Regions from separate parts of the Homo sapiens genome. Here region 1 is linked to region 2. Evidence: chromatin loops called from intact Hi-C (ENCODE). Cell type or tissue: Calu3. All regions are shown on one strand. Each heading gives the region's core, and the rest is flanking DNA. Links, peaks and the distances in the headings are about the cores only.

What was found. Peaks named below come from ENCODE experiments on the same cell type or tissue, not always from the same donor. Only the 100,000 strongest peaks of a DNase experiment are listed, where the experiment ranks them.
Region 1: it touches region 2 in a loop (1.9-fold over the local background); 2 of 110 quality-filtered maps call a loop at or near these places.

Annotation. Positions count from the first base shown.
Region 1 is chr21:14,467,935-14,480,051 of GRCh38, reverse strand. LOC124905053 (a long non-coding RNA gene) reads right to left here and starts at 2,723. Exons shown (of 3, transcript XR_007067925.1): 1 at 2,385-2,723. In Calu3, for the core only: no CTCF peak of the experiment used is centred there; no DNase peak of the experiment used is centred there.
Region 2 is chr21:14,599,789-14,611,905 of GRCh38, reverse strand. It overlaps a transcript of SAMSN1 not described here. Among named protein-coding and RNA genes, the nearest start is that of SAMSN1-AS1, 24 kb to the right of the region's middle. RefSeq lists an enhancer at 9,106-9,245. In Calu3, for the core only: no CTCF peak of the experiment used is centred there; no DNase peak of the experiment used is centred there.

The sequences.
Region 1 (12,117 bases), core at 1,460-9,459, 130 kb after region 2:
ATATCTGATTACTCAGGGGCTAAGGTGGTTCATGCTGGTGTACTGAAGATACAGCAATGCTGCTAGAAATTTAGTTTAGACAAAGAAAAGAAAAGATAGGAAATGGTAAATATATATATATACAGCCGGGCATGGTGGCTCATTCCTGTAATCCCAGCACTTTGGGAGGCCAAGGCCGGCAGATCACCTGAGCTCAGGAGTTCGAGACCAGCCTGGCCAACATGGTGAAACTGTATAAAATCACTGGAAGGGTGGCTGTGAGTTTTGGTAGCGTACAATGAAAGAAGTAGCATTCATACCAAAATGAGATGTTTCTGACTCTCCTCTCCAATCTACTCTCCACTTGTGAAGCCTGGATATTCACTCAGATATATTCACCTGTATAAGCTACTACATTCCAGTTCTGTGCCCTGAGGTTCCTGTTGGGCTCAGTGAGCAGAAAGTCCCCTCATTCCCTGAGGAGTGAGGTCAGGGTATTTGTTTTCCCTGTGAGATCACCTTGTGCTGGTGCTTCCCTTAATCAAAGGTTGCTAGTCCTTTCAAGGTGACCTTTTACATGATTCTCCTTCCTTGAGATTCTAGTAATTGCTCTTCCTCCTGATCTCTTAGGGTCTAGATTGAGTAACAGCTCTGTAGCTCTTAGCTCCCACTACCAGTGCAGCCCTTATTGGTTCCCCTGCCCTCTACTCTGCCCACACCTTTGTAATTAGTCCCTTTATAAATAAGCCTTCCTGGGATTTCCTAATTTGATTGTGTTTCCTGCTGGTAGCTGGGCAAGTACAGTGATCCACCAATGCTCATGACCTCATGACTTCTTTTTTTTTTTGAGACGGAGTCTTACTCTGTTGCCCAGCCTCCCTGGTTCAAGAGATTCTCCTGCCTCAGCCTCTTGAGTAGCTGGGATTACAGGTGTGCACCACCAAGCCTGGCCAATTTTTGTATTTTTTTTTAAGTAGAGACATGGTTTCACCATGTTGGTCAGGCTGGTCTTGAACTCCTGACCTTGTGATCCCCCTGCCTCGGCCTCCCAAAGTGCTGGGATTACAGGCGTGAGCCACCGCGCCCGGCCATGGCTTCAAATTACTTAGGCCATGTTCTTGAAAGCAGTGAGCTCTATGGCTCCGGTATAACTACACTTACATGGTCTCAGGTCATTTTTTTCTATTTCACTACCAGCCACCAGCCTTGCTGGCAATCAGTTTGCTTCAGGAAAAGAAAGAAAAGAAAAGAAGAGGAGAGGAGAGGAGAGGAGAAAGAAAAGAAAAAAGGGTAAAGAATTTCCACTAACTCCATCAAAATTCATGTCTTGTACCCTTTCAATTCTTAATCCACCTGTTTCATGGGGCCCAGACATATACTTCTCCTTTTTCCAAGAAGCTAAGAAATTCTGGAATTGGAGTGACTGGCAGCATATAAATGGAGGTTTTCATGCTGCAGTTCAGGCCAACCTAACTGCAATTAACACTTCTTTTCTCCTTTACTAATAACAAAATCCAGTGTCCACTTTACTATGAAACACAGGGTCAATTCTATTGGGAAAATGTACCACCCAACAATATTAATATGCATCCAGCAACCATATGATAAAGCAGAATGAAGGAAGTGCATATTTTAGGCTGCTTGCTACCTAATTAGAAATATCTGACATTAATAGCATTTTGGAGGGTGTGTATAAATATGATAACACATAGATACTGAAATTACATTAGCAGTTTTTCACATCTAAAATTCTTTGATTCTAAGTTATACTTCATCTACAGTATCACTTGCTAACATCAGGCTCTCATACACAAACTCTTAGGCCTCTTAGTCTCAAAAGAGGTTGTTGTAAAATACGGATGTCCAGATAATTTGCATGATTAATGAAAATATGTTTTAGAATATTAAACATTTAAAATGTTAGCATTCAGTAGACTTTCTGACAGAAGTTAAAAGACTATTAGAATGACTGATGAATTGCTACAGTACATTAGCCCTCAGAACAAGGAACCTGCTTGCTAGAGGACATTTATGTAACTTTTTAGCTTTCTTGTTTTTTCCTTTCTCTCCCACTCTAACTAAATTGTCCTTATGTGACCTTGGCTCAGATTTAAATGGCCAAGCATAGGACTTTGCAAAGTTTTGACCCTGCAAATTACATGAAAAACTATAGTCAGAGAGGGTGAAAGAAAGCAGCTAAATTAATCAGTGCTTGGTACATAATATATCTGGCATATAGTAGGAGATTCATAGAAATGTGTTGAAGGAATGAAACGCCTTCTTTCATGTTGAGGATGGTCTTACCTCAGCACAGTGGAAATAAATAAAACAGAAAATCTCTTCCTGGTTAGTGACAAAGTCACTGACAGTTCAGTTGTTTAGATAGGGCATGTAGATCTACTTACTTTTTTCCATGTGTTAGGATTTGTATTTCCGAATGAAGCTCTTCCTACTGTAGTCTTCTAGAGCCTTTTGTCTTGGTTGGCTGCAGAGCTTATCACGACCTATTTGGTCATTTGCTTCCCTCTCCTGTTATACTTAGAGATGAAATATACAACAAAGGACTGTCAGGGAGGTGTTTACATCCCCTCTGGGTAAAAAGTAAAAGACCGTTGAAAAGGTAGGGCCACAAGAAATATCAAAATAAATTATTAAGGTAGAAGCAGTAAGCGGCTTAATGGCCTTGCTTTGAGGGAGACAATTAACATTACTATAATTTATGGGAAGTATTATCATGCAGTTATGAGCTCCCTCTCTGAGCCCTACTTGCCAAAGCCTGCTTCTTTAGGCAGTGTTTTCTTGATAGTGTTATTTAGTTGATAGTTTTCCAACACTCAAGTATTACACAGTATCATTATTCCTGTGTCAGGGAGTGTGGAGAAAAGTACACTAGGGTACATCATCTAGAATCCCATTACTTAGTCATTAATGAAAATAGTGGGCAGAGCAAGTGTAGGAGGCTGAATCATTGCCCCCCAAAGACAGCAGATTGGAATCAATGGAACCTCGTAAATGTCACCCTATTTGGGGAAATGGTCTTTGCAGATGTGACTAAATTAAGGATTTTAAAGTAAGGAGTGAGTGGGTCCCTAAATGCCACCACAAATGTCCTTATAAGAGAAAGGCAGAGGAAGATTTAACCCATGGAAAAGAAAAGACCATGTGAAGACAGAGCAAAAGGAGATTTGAAGATGCTGGCCTTGATCATTGGAGTAAAGTAACCATAAGCAGGGAAAGCTGGAAGCCACCAGAAGCTGGAAGAGGCAAGGAATGGATTCTCCCCTAGCACCTCTAGAGAAAGTGTGGCTCTGCAGACACACCTTGATGTTAGTCCATTGATAACCGATTTCTGACTGACCTCCAAAACCAAGAGAGAATTAATTTCTGTTGGTTTATAGCACCAAGTTGGTGGTGAATTTGCTGTAACAACCACAGGAAACTGAGACAGCAAATAAACTATCTCCAGCATTAAATAAGAGGATCGTTCCCCCTATTCTTGGCATTTATTAGTAGACCATAGGAAAAAGTAGATTATTAGCAGTAAGTTTAATACAAACAGATATAAACATCCATATCCCTTAAAACTTATGTGTATTGTTTCTTTCTTTCTTTCTTTCTCTTTCTTTCTTTCTTTCTTTCTTTCTTTCTTTCTTTCTTTCTCTCTCTCTCTTTCTTTCTCTCTTCCTTGCTTCCTTCCTTCCTTTCCTTCTTTCTTCCTTTCCTTCTTTCTTTCTTCCTTCCTTCCTTCCTTTCCTTCTTTCTTCCTTTCCTTCTTTCTTTCTTCCTTCCTTCCTTCCTTCCTTTCCTTCCCTCCTTCCTTCCTTCCTTCCTTCCTTCCTTCCTTTTCTTTCTTTCTTTCTTTCTTTCTTTCTTTCTTTCTTTCTTTCTTTCTTTCTTTCTTTCTTTCTTTCTTTCTTTCCTTCTTTCTTTTTTGACGGAGTTTCGCTCTTGTTGCCCAAGCTGGAGTGCAATGGCAATAGCATGATCTCGGCCTAACACAACCTCCGCCTCCCAGGTTCAAGCGATTCTACTGCCTCAGCCCCCCGAGTAGATGGGATTACAGGCATGCGCCACCATACCTGGCTAATTTTGTATTTTTAGTAGAGATGGGGTTTCTCCATGTTGGTCAGGCTGGTCTCGAACTCCCGACCTCAGGTGATCCACCCGTCTTGTCCTCTCAAAGTGCTGGGATTACAGGCGTGAGCCACCACACCTGACCTGTTCTTTTTTTCTTGTATATGTGTTGTGTGTGTTCAATCAACAACTTTTTTTTGAACAGGACAGAAAAGTCCTTCAATAAAATGAATTTATGAATATAACAGTTAAGTATATGCTATTTTTATCCCTCAGATGTTTTAAATTTCTGTGTAACATAGCTGTTATGGGCTAAAGAGCATTATACAAGTTTAAAATATTCTTGCAAAGCAAAAACACTGTGATTTTGGCTTTAGTAAAAGCAGAAGGTTCTTTGAAGACCTGTAAATCTACACTTTGCTACTTCCTGAAAGAAAAGTGATTTTTTATATCATAATTTGTTTCTCCACTCCCTCATCAACTCTTCATTGAATATGTTCTAGGTACCTGGTAAATCTGCTAAGCTTTGGGAAAAATAAGATACAGCACCTGTTCTCAAGGAATTAAGAGTTCAGTGTGGTCCTTTGGCATATGTATAAATAAATACATCCCTATGAAATGTGATATACTACAGTAGTAATGTATACAAGTGGTGTGGAAGCAGCAATCACAAATAAATTATTTCAGAACCAAATGATCTGGAAATTCAAGACTTTTGGCTACTTTGCTTACCAGCATCAGCAATCAAGTCCTGTATATATGAGCTTGAGAATAATTAAATTATTATTTAATTTATATTAATAAATTTATAATAATAAATAAATTAAATTATTTAATTAATAATTAAATGCCTAGGCATTTGCAATAGGAGAAGAATTTAACAATACATTGGAAATGTTTTGTATTCCTTATTCTTGTGGCCAGATATTTAGGACATTCATAGTGAAAATTATATTCAAGGTTAGAGTAGACAAGATTCAATATCTTCAGATTCTGGATTATAGAATTAATAAATTATAGTCATTTTTCTCCTGGCTTCAAAAGCAACTACTTGTACAGTAAAGGTTACTTAATTAAAATTTATCCAACTGAAACACCCATTTCTCTGAAACAAATGTTTGTGCAATTGACATCAACCAACTCTTCACATGAGTAGGTAAGAATAAACAGTGGAATGATGCCCAATGAATATCAATTAAAACAAATTGCTCCTAATAAACTTTGCACAGGCCCATGTTCACATGCACCTGTGTGAGCCCACACCCCCACCCTTGGAACTTTATTATTGTAACTTGTCTTCTCTAAAAGATCAATTAGCATTGACTGCATCTTAAAGACTATGTCTTCATTTTATCCTTGAAGCCTTAATTTTAATCACTGATAAGGCACAAGTTTCAGGTAGGACCAGCTATGTAATGGGAGACAGCCTGAGTGCTTAGAAAAAGGATCCAGTGCAAAATGAAAATGCACAACCTCTTGTTCAAAATGATTAAGAATTTTAAGACAGCAATACAATAGCAGAGCATTAAGCCAAATGTGGACCTTTGTGAGAGCACAGCCCTGTGCAACAACACAGGTTACATGAAGCTGGCCCTGATTTCAGATATTCCTTATCAACAGTTCCCATGTGAATTTTCCCAAAGACCATAATGCAGATGTATGGAAATGAAAACAACCTGCCTAAAAGTCACATTATGATCACATCTTCTTTACACAGGCTTATATTAACTATAAAGGCATTGTTGGGTACCCATTAAAATTCCATTTCAATCAAAACGTGGCATGCTTACTTGACTTTGCTTTTCTCCATTCTAATCAGCCTTACTCACATAACTTACGAAGCAGAGAAAATGCTATGTGTTCCCCAAACCATGTTTATTAGCCTCTTGGGTATATTCCCAGCCCTCTTGCATTCAGCTGGGTCCTTGTAATCAGTTCACGTCAATGGTAGGGCCTGACTCATAATATCTGCTTTGAGATTCATGTCCTCCTCTCATTAGGTTTTCCTTACTCTTTCTTTGGCTACCTTCATCTCTTCATCTATATGGCTGCAAGCAAGGAACACTGAAACGGGGAGCCCACCAAAGGAAGAGCTCAAATCCCTGGGTCATTTTTAGAGGAAAGCATTCGGGAATGTTGCTTGACCCCCATTTGAGTGCTACATAAAATTAAACTTTATTACATTAAGCTACTTATATTCCTCTAATACTCTAAGTTAGAGGGTATGATAATCTGAGGCAGGGGGATAGGGCCCAGAGGGGTATCAAAATTGTCAAGCAATTCTGATACACAGGAACCTTGGGCCACCTTTTGAGAAACGGCTGAAGTCATCCAATCAGCAGACTATAAAACAATGTGCTAGCCAATAGCTATCAGGTTATCTTGTGGGGATATTTATATTCTTATAATAGTATGCATTAACAATTTTGAAAGCACTCTTTCCTATGTATTTCTAGAGGATTCTGGAGCACTGTGAGGACTTCAACATTGCTAACAATGAATTATCTGGGATAGAATGACCAATAGCAACAATGATACCTGCTGAACATACCCTCAAATCTCACAAATTGTCACCTGTCTGCCTGTAGTACTTATAGAACTCAAAATCTCAAATTACCCAGGAAGAATTTGATGGAAACCCTGGAATCTGGGCTGAGTCTAATAATCTGGGAACATTGATCTTAGGAAATTCAGGGCCAGGTATTATTGGGAGGGACGAGGGGAGATGCACAGAGTGCTCAGAATAATGGCAAGTGTTATTCTCCCTTTGGCTGCAGAATGTCAGCATTTATGGGAAAAAGTCGATCAAGTACTTACTGGATCTGCTTAATCAAGCATAATCGTCGCTATGTGACTGGCAGTTATTGGAACGTCCTGTGTAAGACAGTGCCAGAACCAGTATGCAAATAACTACTTATATTATAGATAGTAAAAGGAAAAATAACTTTTTCCTCAGCACAGGAAATCAACATGATGCAATACAAGAACGTAAAGTTTGGCGTGTGAGGGATTTGGGATCATGCTTAGTTTCAACACTTATTTGCTTCAGGTTCTTAAGCATCTAAGATCCAGTTTATTCAAATGTAAAGGGGAGGTTAATGTCCACATTGCAGTGTTGTTGGGAAACTTAAACAAGTAAAGCATCTAGTATGATTTCTGCAAGATTTTACCTCTGCCCAGCTCATTATTTGTATCATATAATATTATTATTAATACTTTTAAGATTTAAGCATGAAGAAGCACTTCCATCAGGCACTTTCAAATTTGTACCATAAAGAATCCCACTAAGCATCCTTTCTGCCTTCTGTAAAACTTAGAAATTCTTTTGCCTAGTCTTTTTCAAGACACATAGTGTCAGGCATTTATCATCATCTCTTCCCCACATAGACAGACATATACTCATATTCCAAACATAGCTTCAATTGTCCAAACACTCATAAGTTGTAGGAAATAATAATTTATTAAATATTTATAAAATATTGAACTATTTTATTCACACAAGGGACTTTAATGAGAAAAATTACTTCTCATCCTCAATCTTAAAAAGAACTCTCAGGATCCTGATTTATATAGATTTTTCTAGACTGTCCCTTTTTTACTACCTACCTTTATAAATGTTTTATTTACTGTGCTGTAAGAGGTGTAGGATAGTTTTCCTCTGAAAAAAGCCAAAAATTCTTCAAATATAAGTGAAAGATGTAATTTAAGGATTATTTATAAGTGCATTTCTGAGACATGAATTAGACATCATATAAATTACTATAATAAAAATCTATCTTTTCTTCAATAATTTCAAAGCTGCCTCCCATTTTAATGTGTGCAGCAGTGTTGATATAGAGAAATGTAATTATCTAATACATTTGTTATTTTAGCTGAATTAAAAGCATTTTAACTCTTGAAATATCCTATGCCACGTAAGATTTCAGATTAAACTCTATGGCAACACCTAAAAGATCAAAATATACCTCTTCACATAAGACAAACAGGATACAAAATTTACAGTAGTTTAATTAGTATAAAAATAGCTATTTCTGCTTTGTTTGTAAATTAGGAAGCTTAATAAATAGATTTATATTTGTTGATTTTATTGCGAGCTTTCAATGAGCAATGTGTCTATTGCCCTACCTGCATGATTGCAGCAACTACTAATTGAGAACTTTCTAAATAAATAAAACTCTATTAGACACTTGGAACAAAGAAACATAAAATACATAGTCTTTTCTGTCAATGAATTTGCAATCTAGCTGAAGAAGCAGTACCAATATCAAAGACTATGATAGCAACCCAATCCCATCACAACATATGCATCACAGTACCGAACCAATAGAGCCAAATCATAGCTGAAGAGCCCAGTGAAGGGAGACATCCCTAAAGTCATGAGACTGGGATATTTGCCTTCTAAACTGAGATATTCTGGTTTTCAAAGTATACAGTTGTATGTGCGTGTGTGTGTTTTCTATTTTTTTATCGTATTGTTTTAAGAGGAGAAAGACTACACAGATACTTAGCATAAAATTATGTACTAGGTAAGCTATTTGTGAAGTAGAAATACTTAGCTATATACTATATGATGTATAAGAGGAATTGTCAATTAAAAATAAATTGACACTAATTACACCAAATTGGACTTCTGTTAATTACAGTACACCAAATGATTCATTTATACATTCTGTTTTCATTGGATGTTGTGGAAAATTGTTTGCATTTCAGTGATTAAAAGGAAATCTTTAGTACTATTCTTCCATAAGGTTTTTCTTAGAAAAAAAAATCATGGTGTACAACTTATTAAGTGATTAGCTGTGGGCTAGCTGTTACATACTAGGTGCTAGAGATATTTGGAGCCCAAAAGCATGACCCCAGACCTACAAGAACTTATCATCTGGCTGGTAAGGCAGCACTCTGTATTTAATATAGTAATACAAAGTGGGCAAGTGTTAAAGGCTAAATGAGCCTATTAGATAAAGGTGTCCCAGTGAAGGATACTATTCCCCAAACCAAAAGGAGCCAATTCCATTCTAACCCTGAGTCTATGAATATAAGAATAATGCTGATATATCTCTTTTTGGTTTCAAATTTCCATTATCTGAAATAATAAAAGACAGGTGGAAGAGAAGTCCTGGAAGAAAAGGGTTCCTAAATTTGCATTGCGAGAATGTCATAAATAACTGTTTAAACAAAATTATATAGTAAGTACTAAACATGGGGGCTGATGGTTAATTCTTCAAGAGGAGAATTCCCATATTCATAGAATCATAGGTGTCAAAGATGGAGAGGAACTAGAGAGGGTCAGTTTCAATACCACCATATTGTAGGAGAGATTTGGGATGGTAGAGGGGTAAAGATATCTATCCATGGTCACACCAATTTACAAGTAAGAAGAATTCAGATTTGTACTGAGATCTGGAATTAAGCCTATGCCTCTTTCTTCACACCATGTTGCTTAACTATAAGTAAAGCACTGGGCAATGGGCAAAGTTAGATATTTAACAAAATGTTGCTAATTGAAGTTAGATCTTATAAAGAAAAAGCAACCTCGCTCATCCTTACAAATCCTCTGAAATTTATGTTTTCTAAATAACATACAGTCCCTAGGTAGGAAAAAGGTAGATTTAGAGTAGTCTACATATCATTAACCTTAAGGAACAGCAAACAAAAAAAATCACCAATATAATATTTGCCTCATAGAATCATTGTGAGAGCACTATCCCAGAATAAGCGAATTTACCAGTCAAAGGAATCTTTACAAATCGTTCTCATGACTTCATGTGAAATAAAGGATCTATGCCAGCCAACTTAAAGAAAAACCATACCTCCTATAAGGTGTCTTGAACACCATCAGAGCCTTGCGAAACAACATTTTGATTAGCAAAGTGAAAAAGAATCACAATATTGGCACAGGGTTTTGCTACAATTTTACTTAAATCAAGACCAATTGGTTGAAAAGAGGAGATATACCAAGAAGAAAGATTCATTTCATGTGCTGCATTTCGATTAGGCTTCTGGATCCTCGAATTTAAGATCCATACTTTCCCCAGGACTCATCATTGCCTGATGATAATTACAAAGGTATGGTAATGGAGGGATTTAAATCAAACGTGCATGGTAGATCTGCTGTCACTGCAAGAACCATCTCATTGCAAGTTGGCAGGGAAGGATGTGCTTGCCTTTCAACTGGCAGAGCAGTCTTCTTGGCTGGCATAGGAACTAGCTCTGCCTTAAATCTTCCTGATTTAAATTACTGTTAGAGTAATTTGGCTAATTGAAAATATCTGTCTTTGGAGAAATTTTTCATAATGTTAGTGTCATTTGCAGGGTGCAGAAGAGATCTTCAGGGCAGCAGTGGGGCCTGCCCGCTTACAAAGCCCCCATTGATCAACAGTACCATCCAAAAAGTCCACTTAGACAAGGGGTCATCCAAGGACATGCCAATGACTCTTTCTTGCCAAATGGTGTACATGAGCAAAGTGTCTCTGAGAGAATGCGAAGCCTCCAGTAAGGCAGACAACGTAGATGGGATATTCCCAGCCCATCCTGGACAGCTCCAGTTATTTCGAGAAGTGGTGTGGAATTGGAACAGCCTTAAAGGAAAATTGGCCATCTTTAATTTTAAACATAAATGTATGTGACAGGCCACCTGAAGGAAATAAGCAGGGGGAGAAAAAAATGTCAAAGCAGACATAGTTTTACAATTTAGACAGAAACGATAGGATACCATGTGTTAAAAGTTGTGTAAAAACTGATTTTTAATAAAATCACAGTGAATGTAGTATTGTTTTTCAATGTTTTTATTTCCTAATTATTTTATCTCCTTTTAAATCTCTAAGTTAATTTTCCTTAACCTTTAAAGCACTAATCTGCTAAAAGAAAATGAGCACGTCTTTAATTGCCCTGAAACGGGAGGTTAAATTACATACTACCTACTCAGATAAAATTCTACCACAATGCATCGGTGACTTCAACAAAACAAGCTGAAATCATTGGTGGGAAAAATAAATCAGTCTCTGAGAAGGCAAATCCTTTTGGTTTGTTCTTCCTGTTCTGGCCCATCTCAGCCTTACCGGGCCTCCAGTTCTCCCTTTTCCTGAGTCTCTGAGTCCCTTATCCAATTCGGTACTCATATCACTTGCTGGTCTTACTAATCATCCTGCATCCAACGATTTACTCTTTTTCTCTGCTTTACCCCTACTGAACCCTATCTGGCTTCAAACTTGTCCTTCTTCCTTGTGCAGTTTGCTGCTTCAAAGTCTCCTCAACTGCCAAAAGCTAGCATTTATAAACATTCATAAACAAAGAAAGATTTCGGTTATAATGATCAATCCAGGAGCCCCCAAAACAGAGAATTAACTTTGAAATCTGATATTATGCCACTTGCCCCTCTCTTCAAAGCTCATTTCTAAAGGATTTGAACTATGCATTGGTGAGCCCTTTCTATTATATATCCTAGGTTAAGCCCATCTATTTAAAACTACTACCCAGCTTGGCAGAGCTGTCTTCCACAGTTTGTAAGTCAATTCTTTGGAATGCCTTTTCCAGTGGAAACTGTCATCTACAGAATGGTTTAAGTCCTAGGCCAACTCGAAATATCTATCTAGCCCACAAAGTACATGAAGAATAGCTCTGAACTAAAAGAAATTGGAAGCTCATATAGTTAAAGTTGAAAAGAAGCATGAAGATTATATAACCCAACTTTTTTATTTTACAGATGAGAAAATGGAGATATTAAAAAGCTAACTCTTCCATTCTAACACAGCATCCAAGAGGCAGAACTAGGAGTTCTCTTTATTGCCAAGACTGGGCATTATCTCAATTAACCCACATGACAATCTTGAATGATTAGTGTTATTATTCACATGAGGAAAGCAAAGTCAAGAGAGCCTAAGTAATTTTAGGTCAAGGTCATACAGCTAGCACCAGCAGGGTGGTGAAGCAGGGATTTAATCTCAGTTTTCTCAGACTTCATGCATGCTTCAGTCTACTGCCCCTCATAGGTCCAGTTATTATTTGTCGCCACCATTTCATTGAGAATCTGTTTAGAGCCATGACTAATATTTAGGATTACATTTC
Region 2 (12,117 bases), core at 2,359-10,358:
TCCCTTTCCTTCTCCCCAGCAGAGGAGTCAGGTGCTCATACTCATTTCATTCTTTTTTAAAAACCAATTTCCTGGTAAGATCTGAAAAGCTCATTCTGACTAAAGTGATACCCCACAATGGGTACAACTTTGAAGGATATCTGCGTTTTAATCAGGTTTCAATTCTCCCAGCAGTAGCATCTATAGGCGCTGGATCCTATCAGGGTCCTGCAGTCACTCGTTGTTAAATATTTTGAATATCAGCCCTAATTTGAATAGTGCACAGTCTTAAATAAAAGGAAGCAAGGCAACATTTTATTTTTCATCTAGATCCATTCTCAGTCTATTCTGCATGCACATACAGTACAACCAATATTTCTATCCTAACACAGTTCTTGATGATCAACTGCCTTTTCTATAATCAAAACATATGAGCAAATAGTGACTTTAGAAACAACACAGCATGCTGAGTTTGTCTTCATGCTATGCATAGGTTGCATTATTCAACATTTGTGTTATCAATGCATGATACAACATGTAGAATGATTTATCTGTAGTAAGTAATTTAGAAGGGACTCCAATTTTCCATTTGGTGCAATTCATTTCTTCACATGTCCAGGCCCTGCTTTAGATGTTGGGAGGACAAAGCTGAGCAAATCATTTATATTCCATTCAAGGATCTTAGAGTTTCTTGAAACTATCACAGCCCAATGTTCTTTCTACACAATTAGTTTGTTAGAAATGATGGAGAATCTAGAGGGTAAGGATAGTTTAACCTTTTCAGGATGCATAAAAACAATTGACTATGACCCTGTCTCTACAAAAAAAAAAAAATGTGCCTATCCTGGTGGCACATGACTGTAGTTTCAGCTACTTGGGAAATTGAGGCAGGAGGATAGCTATGGCCCAGGAATTTGAGGCCACAATGAGCTATGATCACACCACTGTACTCCAACCTGGGCAACAGAGTAAGACGCTGTCTCAGAAAAGTAATAATAATTGGTTATGAATTCAAGAAAACTACAAAGAATAATGCAATCATAAGCTATCAAGAGACGTTAAAGTAACAGCATTCTATCATATATGGTGAAGTGCCTATGTAGTTCATGGGAATAAGTGGGTAGCCCACAGGATACCTGTTGTTGTCCATGAAGGACTAGAACTCCCTGATATGGGGGAACCCGCCACCGATAATTCAACGTGTGTTATTTTCTATTTGTCTAAGTGTCAGCCAGTCTGACAAATAAAGGGAAAGAGTACACAAGAGAGAAATTTTAAAGCTGGGTATCTGTGGGAGACATCACACGTCAGCAGGTTTTGTGATGCCCCCGAGCCACAAACCCAGCAGGTTTTTATTAGCAATTTTCAAAGAGGAGGGAGTGCACGAATAGGGTGTGGGTCACAGAGATCACATGCTTCAAGGGCGACAAAAGATCACAAGGCAGAAGTTAAGGGTGAAACTAGAATCACTAATGAACTTCCATGTCCTGATGTGCATGCATTGTCACGGTTCAAGAGCAGAGAACCAGTCTGACTAGAATTCACCAGGCTGGAATTTCCTAATCCTAGCAAGCCTGGGGGCACTGCAGGAGACTAGGGCATGTTTCATCCCTATCCATAGCTACATAAGGCAGACACTCCTAGGGTGGCCATTTTAGAGGCCCCGCCCTGGGAATGCGTTCTTTTCCCAGGGCTGTTAATTATTAATATTCCTTACTGGGGAAAGAATTCAGCGATATTTCTCTTATCCATTTTTGGTAATAAGAGAAATATGGCTCCATCATGCCCGGCCCACAGGCAGCCAGACTTTAAGGTTATCTCCCTTGTTCCCAGAAAATTGCTGTTATCCTGTTCTTAAGGTGCCCAGATTTGATATTGTTCAAACACACATGCTCTACAAACAATTTGTGCAGTTAACACAATCATCACAGGGTTCTGAGGCGACATACATCCTCACCTTATGAAGATGACAGGATTAAGAGATTAAAGTAAAGACAGGCATAGGAAATCACAAGAATATTGATTGGGGAAGTGATAAGTGTCTATGAAATCTTCACAATTTATGTTCAGAGATTGCAGTAAAGACAGGCCAGGTGTAAGAAATTATAAAAGTATTAATTTGGGGAACTAATAAATGTCCATGAAATCTTCACAATTTATGTTCTTCTGCCATGGCTTCAGCCGGTCCCTCCGTTCGGGGTCCCTGACTTCCTGCATCACCTAGAACTAGAGCTCTCTTAAGATACCACTTACCAAGTTGCAAATCCTGTGCTGAACTTGTTTTGATTTCAAATGTCTTATACTTACTGGACAAATGTTACTATGAATTCTGCTAACCAATTATCTGCTTCACTTTAGAAGGAAAAACTGTGAATGACAAAATCTGGCAGGAACACAGCAAGCATAAGAATGATTCCCACATCAGAAGGCCCTGTCAGCTAAAAGGTAATTGCTAAATTTAGTTCAGCTGACTTTGCATTTTCCCAAAGTAGTTTAAAGGGCAGGTAAGAAAAATTCACATCTTCCACCATGAAAATAAGCAGACCATTATGGTCTACTTAAAAAGGAAAACCAAATAAGATAGAATAGAATATGCATTATTATAAACTATTAATATATACATGTATACATATATATATGTGTATATATATCACATAGACACATGTACAGAAAGGAAGTGGAATCTGGTTAAGTTGCCTGCTGAAGCAAATAAGCAATTGAAAAGAAAACTGAAAGTTTTAATGTACAAAAAATTTGAAAATATATTAAAAATTAGAGCACGAGAAAACTCTCTAAAGATAACATTGATATGTTAATAGTTATGTTTAAGTCTTCTTAAAAAATTTAAGAGAAATAACCTTGATTATGAATATAAAATGGAGTCATTTTATAATGTAAAAATTTCCAGGAGAGCAAATTAGGAGTCAGGTATAGAATAACATATTAATAGTATGTAATTTCATAATTAAAAGTACTTAACTTTGGGAAGGCAAGTAATAAAACAGAAAGTCTTAAGAGTTTACAAAGATGAAAAACCGTATCAAAAGTTGATCTGCTTGGTATTCACCCCCAAGTGTTATTGGAATGAGAAAAAAATTGATTATTTTAGCTATTGATGATTCAAGAGTCTAGAAATTTCACCTGGGAGTGAAGAATGGATTGGGAACCTTAGGAGTTTGCCTAGTGCCCTATTCTACTGTGGCTGCAAGACAAAGTCCTTTCACTCTCCTGTGTCCTCTCCTTATGCAGAAGGAAGGAGTCTCTCCCGAGGCTGCAAGCTGTGCTGCCTGGGATTGGGAAAGGGGTGATGAAAGCATCCCTTTGGCCACTCCTGCTGATATCTTACTAGATCATGTGCACCTCAGTTCCACTGGCTTTGAGCCCAGCACAGCACCAGGAATTGCCCAGGAATTTCAGGCCCTGTTGTCTGGACTGCCTTTCAAGTTTACTTAGGACCCCAAAGTGCTTCAGCCCACTGTGGAGGGGCTAGTCAGAATGTGGGGGCAAGTCTATATGCTCCCCCTGTAGTGGACAGCTGAATTTTGCCCTGTGTTGCTTTCCACTGTGAGAAACAGCACTGAGGTCAATGCAAAGTCCCACAATAACTTTGCTCTCCCTTCCCCAAGCACAAATATTCTCTCTCAGCACCATGAGGATGCTACCAGGAGATAGAGGAGGAGGGTGGAGTCAGCAATCCAAAACCACCTTTCCTACTTTTTTTAGTGGCTCTTTCAAGGATATGATGTTAGAACCAGGTATTGTGATCACTCACCTCATTTTTAGTTACTTATGGAGGTGCTCTCTTGTGTGAATAGCCATTCAAGTTGGTATTCCTGTGAGAGGGATGATTACTGAGGGTTCTATTCAGCCACTTTGCTCCACTTCCCTCTCTATCATGTTTGGATTGGACTCTGTCTTTACCACATGGATGCCAGCTATATGCATCCACACCTTCAGTCAGTTAATCAAACATTTGTCTATCAGTTTCTCTATTCATCCGCCATTCCATTTATCTATTAATCCTTCTATAAGCACATGTTGTATTTTAGATTATTGTATGTTGATCTATGGATAAAGAAGGTATAATGGTGTTACAGATTATTTTAGATGTAAATTTTTCCATAAATTTCTTCAAGCATTCTATTTCCTAAAACTACCTTTCTCTTATGTATGTTTTTGTTTTGTTTTGTTAATTTGGGAATAATAGGCACGGAATTCTATTATAGCTACACTGAAAAAGCAGCAAAGAATCCTGACCTTAGATGAGTTACTTCTGGTTGCTTTGTCAGAGAAGGAAGAAAGAAAGGCTTTACAGAATTTTTCCCAGCTTTGATATTTCTCAGGGTCTTGAGTGACCATGCATGTTCAGCGAGTGCGTGTGCATGTGTGTGTCCAAGAACCTCAGCAGACATTTCAGTAGTAGCAGTTGAGTCACTGGACATTTCCTAGAAATTAATGCCATGCTAGGAAGAGTTGATGGCCAGAGACCAAGGCTGTCTGTAACATTATAAATTGAAGGGAGAAATTCAAGACCACAAGTTGTAGGCTCAAATTTTATGGGTATAGTGGTTTCATTTGGAAGGCTCAGAGTATTTCTAAGTAATTAGTGACCTATGTATCAACCTAAAATATTTCTTTCTCATTTTAAACACTCCTTTTTAGCTGTTAATTGCATAACTACTTAAGAGTAGTTTCCTGTGCCTGAGGATAGGCAGTCTGTGGAGTTCAGTGAGATAAAGATAGGAAAGTACATCATTGCTGTCATCCACAACCCACATGATTTTATTAGATACTAATGAAATTGTAAAGATGGCTTCAATAAAATAGAAGAAAATATATAGGGAAATAAACTGTAGGAGTGACATTAACTCCTAAGCAATCTTATAAAATTCAAGGCCAAAAAAAGTAATTTTCCTCAATTTCAATTTCAAAATGATATTTCTACATTAACACATTATATTAATAGCATTTCAGCCCTAAAGAGTATTGGGACCTGATGAAAAAATTCCATAGGCTATATTTAGCTAAGATTTCTGTCTGATGTATTAATCCATAGCTCAACAACATGACTGTACTATATAGGTTAAGACCAAATTTATCAGAATAAGCTGAGTTCCAGATGCAAAATATTTTTAGTTTATCTAGTCCATTTCCTTCTTCTAAGGAGATTTTTATCTAAGCCTACATCTGTTCTATTAAAAGAGACTACATCTGTAAAATAATGTAGAATAAATTGAATGCTTAGGACTTTACAACTAAAAAATTGGCATAGCTTAGGTGTGAGGAGAAATTAATCTATAATTCAGGTTAATTGTTAAATTTTCAGCATCATAGATAGGAAGAATATTTATAATATTTATTTTAGTAAGTTAAAGTCCATTTTAAAATATTTAAATTTATTTTGACTTGAGTTTATAAAAAAGAATTGAGAAGAACAAACTTTTGAATCTGTGAATTGGAGTTTACCTAAGATTAAGTTATGATTTAATTAAAGATAATTTCAAGAACAGAGTTTTCATATTTTATACCAGAAAGTACAAAGAATAAAAATAAATCAACATTTAAAAAATAATAAAAAGGAAACAAAACATATTTGGAGATTCAGAAATTTTTCAATCAATCAGTGTAACTGTGACAGACTATTCCACAAGAAAAAGCTGGGGAAAAATGGCATATGTTAGTAAGGGAAGTGAGGGACCAGACAAAGTCAGAAAACAATGTTAGTAATAAGAGAAACATTAACTTCATCTATACTGCTGCAAACTTACTTTAAAAATAAATCTTCTTGACCGGGCGCAGTGGTTCACGCCTGTAATCCCAGCACTTTGGGCAGCCGAGGCGGGCGGATCATGAGGTCAGGAGATCAAGACCATCCTGGCTAACACAGTGAAACCCCGTCTCTACAAAAATACAAAAAATTAGCCGGGCGTGGTGGCGGGCGCCTGTAGTCCCAGCTACTAGGGAGGCTGAGGAAGGAGAATGGCGTGAACCTGGGAGGCGGAGCTTGCAGTGAACCCAGATCGCGCCACTGCACTCCAGCCTGGGCGACAGAGTGAGACTCCATCTCAAAAAAATAAATAAATAAATAAATAAATAAATAAATAAATAAATAAATAAATCTTCTTTACATATGGCTTAATGAGATTAATTATAAAAGGAGGAACCCAGTGGGAAAGAAGAGGTGTTCTTAAGGCCTTCTACTCTAGTCCACCATTTGAATTACCATTGGTTTGAAACCTAATTTCTCTCCTGAATTCTAGTCAATATCATTTGGCCAGCCTCTTCAATGTAAGCATATAAATATTTTGGCTTAATTTTTCAAGATCTTATTAATTATTTTTCTTTGTTGGTCTGATGCCAAGTAGCTTAATTTTAAGATGGCAAAAGATGGTATAAATTCACAAATATATTCACCATTCTGGTTAATTTTCAGGAAACACACATTTAATTTTAGAAAAACTTGTTTCCTAAGAGCAGGTAATTTAACTCTGGCCAAACTAGACTACATGAGGAATACCAGAGGGAAGTCCTACTTCATACCTCTAAATGCTTGCTTACAAGATGGGAATAAACTCCCTGAGGAAAGGGTACCCACTGCATGGTGTGATGCCTCATATAGCCGAGGAAGGCTTTCTGAATTCAACGATGAGACCACTTAGACTTCTAGTGTTTTATACAAATGAATCTTAGGATCCTTCAGTTCTTCAGAGGAGTTCTTCCTGAGATTATGGTTGCCTATTTGAAAATTAATATGGTCAGAAGTATCTATGCTAGAATAACCTAAAAGCTGATTAGAAATAAAAACTTTTTTACATCATCCCTTGCTGCCTCTGTATTTGAAGGGCACTTGTAATCTCAATTTTTATGCTGGATGGCATATTTTTATGCACATTGATGTTGGTAATCTACCATGTAGTTCATGCATGTTCTGATAATCTATTGTGGCAAACAAACCATTCCAATAGTTAGTAGTATAAAAGAACATCTTATTAGGCTCACACACTTGCAGATCAGTAATTCATTTGGGGAACTGGTTCACAATGTGATGTCTGAGGCTTCATTTGGGAAGACTTGAATGACTGGGGAGGACTTCGACATCTGGTAGCTGGAGTCATACAGAGGCTCCTTCACTTACATGTCTGACAACTAGTCTAGGTTAGGCCCGGCTCAGCCGGGCAGCCAACTACAGAACATGTATGTGGCCTTTTCATGTCACTCCATCTTCTCCCAGCCTCAGGGTTGGGTTTCAAGTGTGTGCAACATTCAAGGGAGCTTCACACATCACAGGAAGAAGCATCAAGGAATGAACATCCCAAGAACCCAAGGTAGAAGCTGCAAGGTTTCTTGTTTTGTAATTGTTTTTTTGTTTTTTTGCTTTTTGAGACAAGGCCTCACTCTGTTGCCCAAGCTGATCTGAAACTCCTGGCCTCAAGCATTCCTCTGCCTCAGCGTCCCAAGCAGCTGGGATATAGGTCCTCCACTGCCCCCGGCTTATACAAGGCTTCTTTAACCTAACCTTGGAAGTCACAAAATATTACTTCCACTGCACTCTACTGTGACAAGTGAGTCACTAAGATCACCCCAGAGTCAACAGGAGAAGAATTAGACTCCATTTCTTGATGGAATGGGAAAGTCACTTTGCAAAAAAACACACGGAATGGGAGGCATGGTTGTGGCCAACTTTGGAAAATATAGCCTGCATATTGTCTAATTCAACTCCTGCCTTTGCTGCTACTTAGGACCAAATAGATTCTGTCTTTATAAAACATTTTTGGAGAGTAATATTTGGGAATCATAAATAAACAAAAACGTGTAAGACCAGACACCAAAGGTTTAAGTGTGCCTAATTTAGTCCCAGCCCTTAAAGGTCCCCCATTTTTTACAGCAGGGGCTGTAAAATGGTACCTCTATAGCTGAATTTATTCAGAAGAAAAGCTTGTTTGGGGCCATATGGCGTTTTAAAAATCAGGAAATTTTACATTAAAATCCGTATATTTGTATATCCTTGAAAAACATGAGGGAAATTTCCAATCCAGGACCCAAAGTCTCAGGTGACTTCAACTGAGAGAGCTCAGAGCCATGGCTACTCTTTAGCTGTGGAGCTGGATTTTAAGCTCACTGTAGAATTCCCATTGCCTTCTTGATCTAATTAACTTCATTTAGTTATATATTTGATTCCTGTAGATATTTATATTTACAACATTGGTCTAATGGTTTATGCCCAAATTCTTCCATCTGGTACTCAGGGCCCATTACAATTTGGCCTCAGTCACCTATCCAGCCCTACCTCCTCTTACTCTATATCCAGAATTGCCCTCTGGCCTAACCAGCCTCAATCTCTACACTTAATTAAACATGTTCCGTTTATGCTGCATAATAGGCCAGGGTTCATGGAATCACTGCTATATTTACACCTTTTCCTTTCCTTCCACTTTTTCAAACTGTATCCATTCTTCAAGCTTCCATTCTGGCCTTGTCTCTTCCACAAGTTCTCTGAGTCATAGTGGTCTCTCTCCATAGTATTGTGTGTGAATCACTCATTTTTCTGCCTTGTGTTGTTATGAAAGTGCATTGCACATATTCGTATCTTATTTTCTCAGCTTGATTCCAGATTCTAGAACACAGGAGGCCACTTTACTGTTCTTTTTCTACACCTAGAAGAATGCTTATAGAAGGAGTCATTCAAAATTCCTGTAAAAAGGTGACTAAAAGAGACAAGATGGAAAGGAATAAGAGGGGAGGCAATATTTTTTTTTCCCAGTTCAGAAACTAAAAACCAAGCTGCAAAAGCTCAGCTTCTAGCAGCCTGACCCTGTGACATAAATTCTTGATTCAAAGAACCAGATCAAAAAATCAGCTCAGTTTAAAATTTAGGTACTTTCTGGAATTCTGTTGTATGGTTACTCTCATTTTAAATATTAAGTTATTGGTGCAAATAACTTTGAGACTGAGCTGTGAATTTAACATATCTTTTAACTATAGCTATGATGGAGATCTGGAGAAAAATCTGCACCTATTTATCACTGTGCATGGAGGATAGGACTTGCCTGTCCCTGCTTCCACTGCAGAATATGAGAATGAGGAATAGTAGAAAACTGAAGCAATGGTTGCAAGTAAATAGGAGTGAAAGTGAAAGGAAACGGCCCTGGTCTGCTGACCAGGTGATGTTGGGTTGCACTCTCCTTATCTGTAAAATAAGAGGCTTGGATTAAGTGACCCATAAAGTCTTGTCCTCTTTTAACATACCATATATTTCAGACTTAAATAAATGAAGCTCCCATTTGCAGGAGCTAAAAGGGAAGTGCTGCTGCATTTGAAAAGGTTTCATTTAGCTGCAAGCAAATGGATGCTACATTGCAAAGCTTTCACTAAAGCATGCATAGAACAATTTCAACATAAATAATTCATGTTGAGAAGACCTAAGCTAATGAAGCTCAAAATGCCAGGGGTGGAAAGCTTAGTTTAATAGAAACAGGTGAGGTGATAACTGCATGGAGTCATAGCATGTTGAAGTTAGAAGTGGCTTTTGTAGCTAGTCCACAATCCTATTATTACCAAGAAAGGGAGTCACAGTGAATTTCCATCACTTCCTCAGGGACACAGATGGTCAGCGGCATCCCTATTTTGTTAAATTTCTATTTTATTTTGATCTGTTTCTTGTTAAAAAAAAAGAAAAATAGCATATATTTAACAAAAAAAAATATTTTTGACGTAGCCAATGTAATGTCTTACAGACTAAATAAAAACATGAGTGTTAAATTGCACCGAAACTTCCTAAATCCTGTAATGTCTGATATTCTGTATGTAACAGTTATCTCTTTTCTTAGATCTAAATGAAGATGATTTTCTAAGTAACAACATACATACCTATCAAGGAAAAACTCTACAAGGAACTTCCTATCAGGTAATGTGAATAATCAGCATTTGCGTGTTTTGTGAAAATCGTCTTGTTACTCAGCTCTGTAATATATTAGGCATAGTGTACAATACTTACACAGCCTTTTAGCTAGTTTCTATTTAGTTATTATAGGTTGCTTTATAATTGATATGCTTATGTCCCTGTGAATTGAAATATAAATGAAAAAAATTCAATGATGATAAGATAATAAACTATTTTGATTTTGCAAAACATCATGTTGTACAGCCTTTTGATAAGTAACTCTGGGAATATTAAATTAATATACTGGGATGTTCCTGTCAAGACCTATGCTAAACACTTATATAAAAACATAAACTGTGAGTCCTGACCAATCCCTTTCAAAACTGCATTAATTAGCCCAGGAGTTTGGATAATTAAAAAAGTCTGAATGTTTGGCCTCACTAATAATAGTAATGTAACATTAATCAATGGCCAAATACTTGCTATTCACCCTGTAACAAGAGAGGATATATGAGTCAACAAGGCCAATTCAGGCATCAGACTGACTTTTGATATTTTCTCTGACAGCCATGAGGTTCTCTTTAATCATTCTGATAGTTTCATTAGAAAATTTAGAACTGAACTTCTTCGGTGCAGTGGATAGAAGGTACATAGCATATGAATTATAAAGTGCTGATTTGGTGAGGAAGGGGGGGCTCACATTCCTAAATCCAGCCTGATTCCTGAGGCTATTGGAGGCCCTCCAATAAATTAGATGGTAGATCATGATTTTGATCCACTAGAGTTTCTGCTGACTGCTCTGATGCTACCAGAGTGATAGGCCTATGCTACAAGATGTGATAACACATTGCCCTTGTAGTATCTCCCAGTGGGTTCTCCCACAGTGCATGGATGAGAGCTCTGATATCAGACAGAGCTCAGTTTGAATCTTGCTTTGACTGTTAGTAGCTATGTGGCATTGTGCAATTTACTTAGACTCTCTCTGCCTCTGTTTTTATCATCTGTAAAATACATCTATAAAAAATATCTCAGTACTTTCATGGGATTCAGTGAGACCTGTCATTAAAACACTATAGTTCTATGTCTGGTAGTTAAGACATACTTTCAAAAATTCATTTGTTGTCATTGCTCCTCCTCTTTTCTTCCTCTTCTCCCTCACCCTCCTTCTCCTCTTACTCTTTCAAGGGCTTAATAAGACTTGCACAAGCACAGCTGGAAGATTATCTCTGAAACAAGCAGTCTCATTTTCCTAAATTCAGATGAGACCTCAGATATAATATCTAAGTGAAGCATTGTCTGCTGGCCAGGAGAAAAATAACAGCTGGTTTACTGGAATAGCTCACTAGACATGCCTTCTGCCAAGAGGAAATCCTTCTGTAGGTTTTTCGTAGAAAAATAGACCCGTTTCGTGGAAAGAAGAAAGTAACATAGAAAGTTCTTTGAATAAAATGGTTAAAGATAAATCTTTACCCTAACAACAATGCTTCTGAAGGTTAAAATTGGGCAAGAAATGGTGCTTCCAAATGGTAACCATTCAACTGTGACATGTAGTGTATCACTAAAGATCGAAGGAATTCATACCTAGTGACAGACAAGCAGGAGCCATCTAATCTAAAAATCGTCGTTTGGGAGTAGGCACTGGTCTTATCTAAATTTTATTCACAGTAGACATTCAATTGAATTTAACTAAGAAACACTTATCTATATGACAGAATAGTTTAACAAAGAGTGTTATGCAAAATATTAATTTATTAACTCCTTGTGACTGAGGAGAAGGAGATGCAAACTATCTGTTGAAAGATGGGGAAGAGAGGCAGCCACTGTCAAATGGAGAAGCTGGTGTGAGTAGCAAAGTGGCTTGTCAGTGTGCATAAGAGTGGACTATGGCATGAAACTTGGCCTTCCATCAGTGAACAAATGACTATCAGATAAGTGTTTTTCCAAGTGTATCTGAGAACTGTCTGTATCAGCCTCAACTGGAGTATTACTTAAAAAGGCAGACTTTGGTGCCATACTCCTGTTCACCTGGATCGTCATGACTGGAGCCTAGGAAGTGGTATTTTTATGTGACAATATTCAGTACACAAACCATGAAACTCTTGAATTCAAGAGAGTTGGTGAGTGTCTTAGTCCATTTTGTGTTGCAATAATACAACACAAAATAAAGAAACAATAATAAAAACAAAATAAAGAAATACTTGAGACCGGGTAGTTTATAAAGAAAAAGGTTTATTTGGGTCACAATTATGATGGCTGGA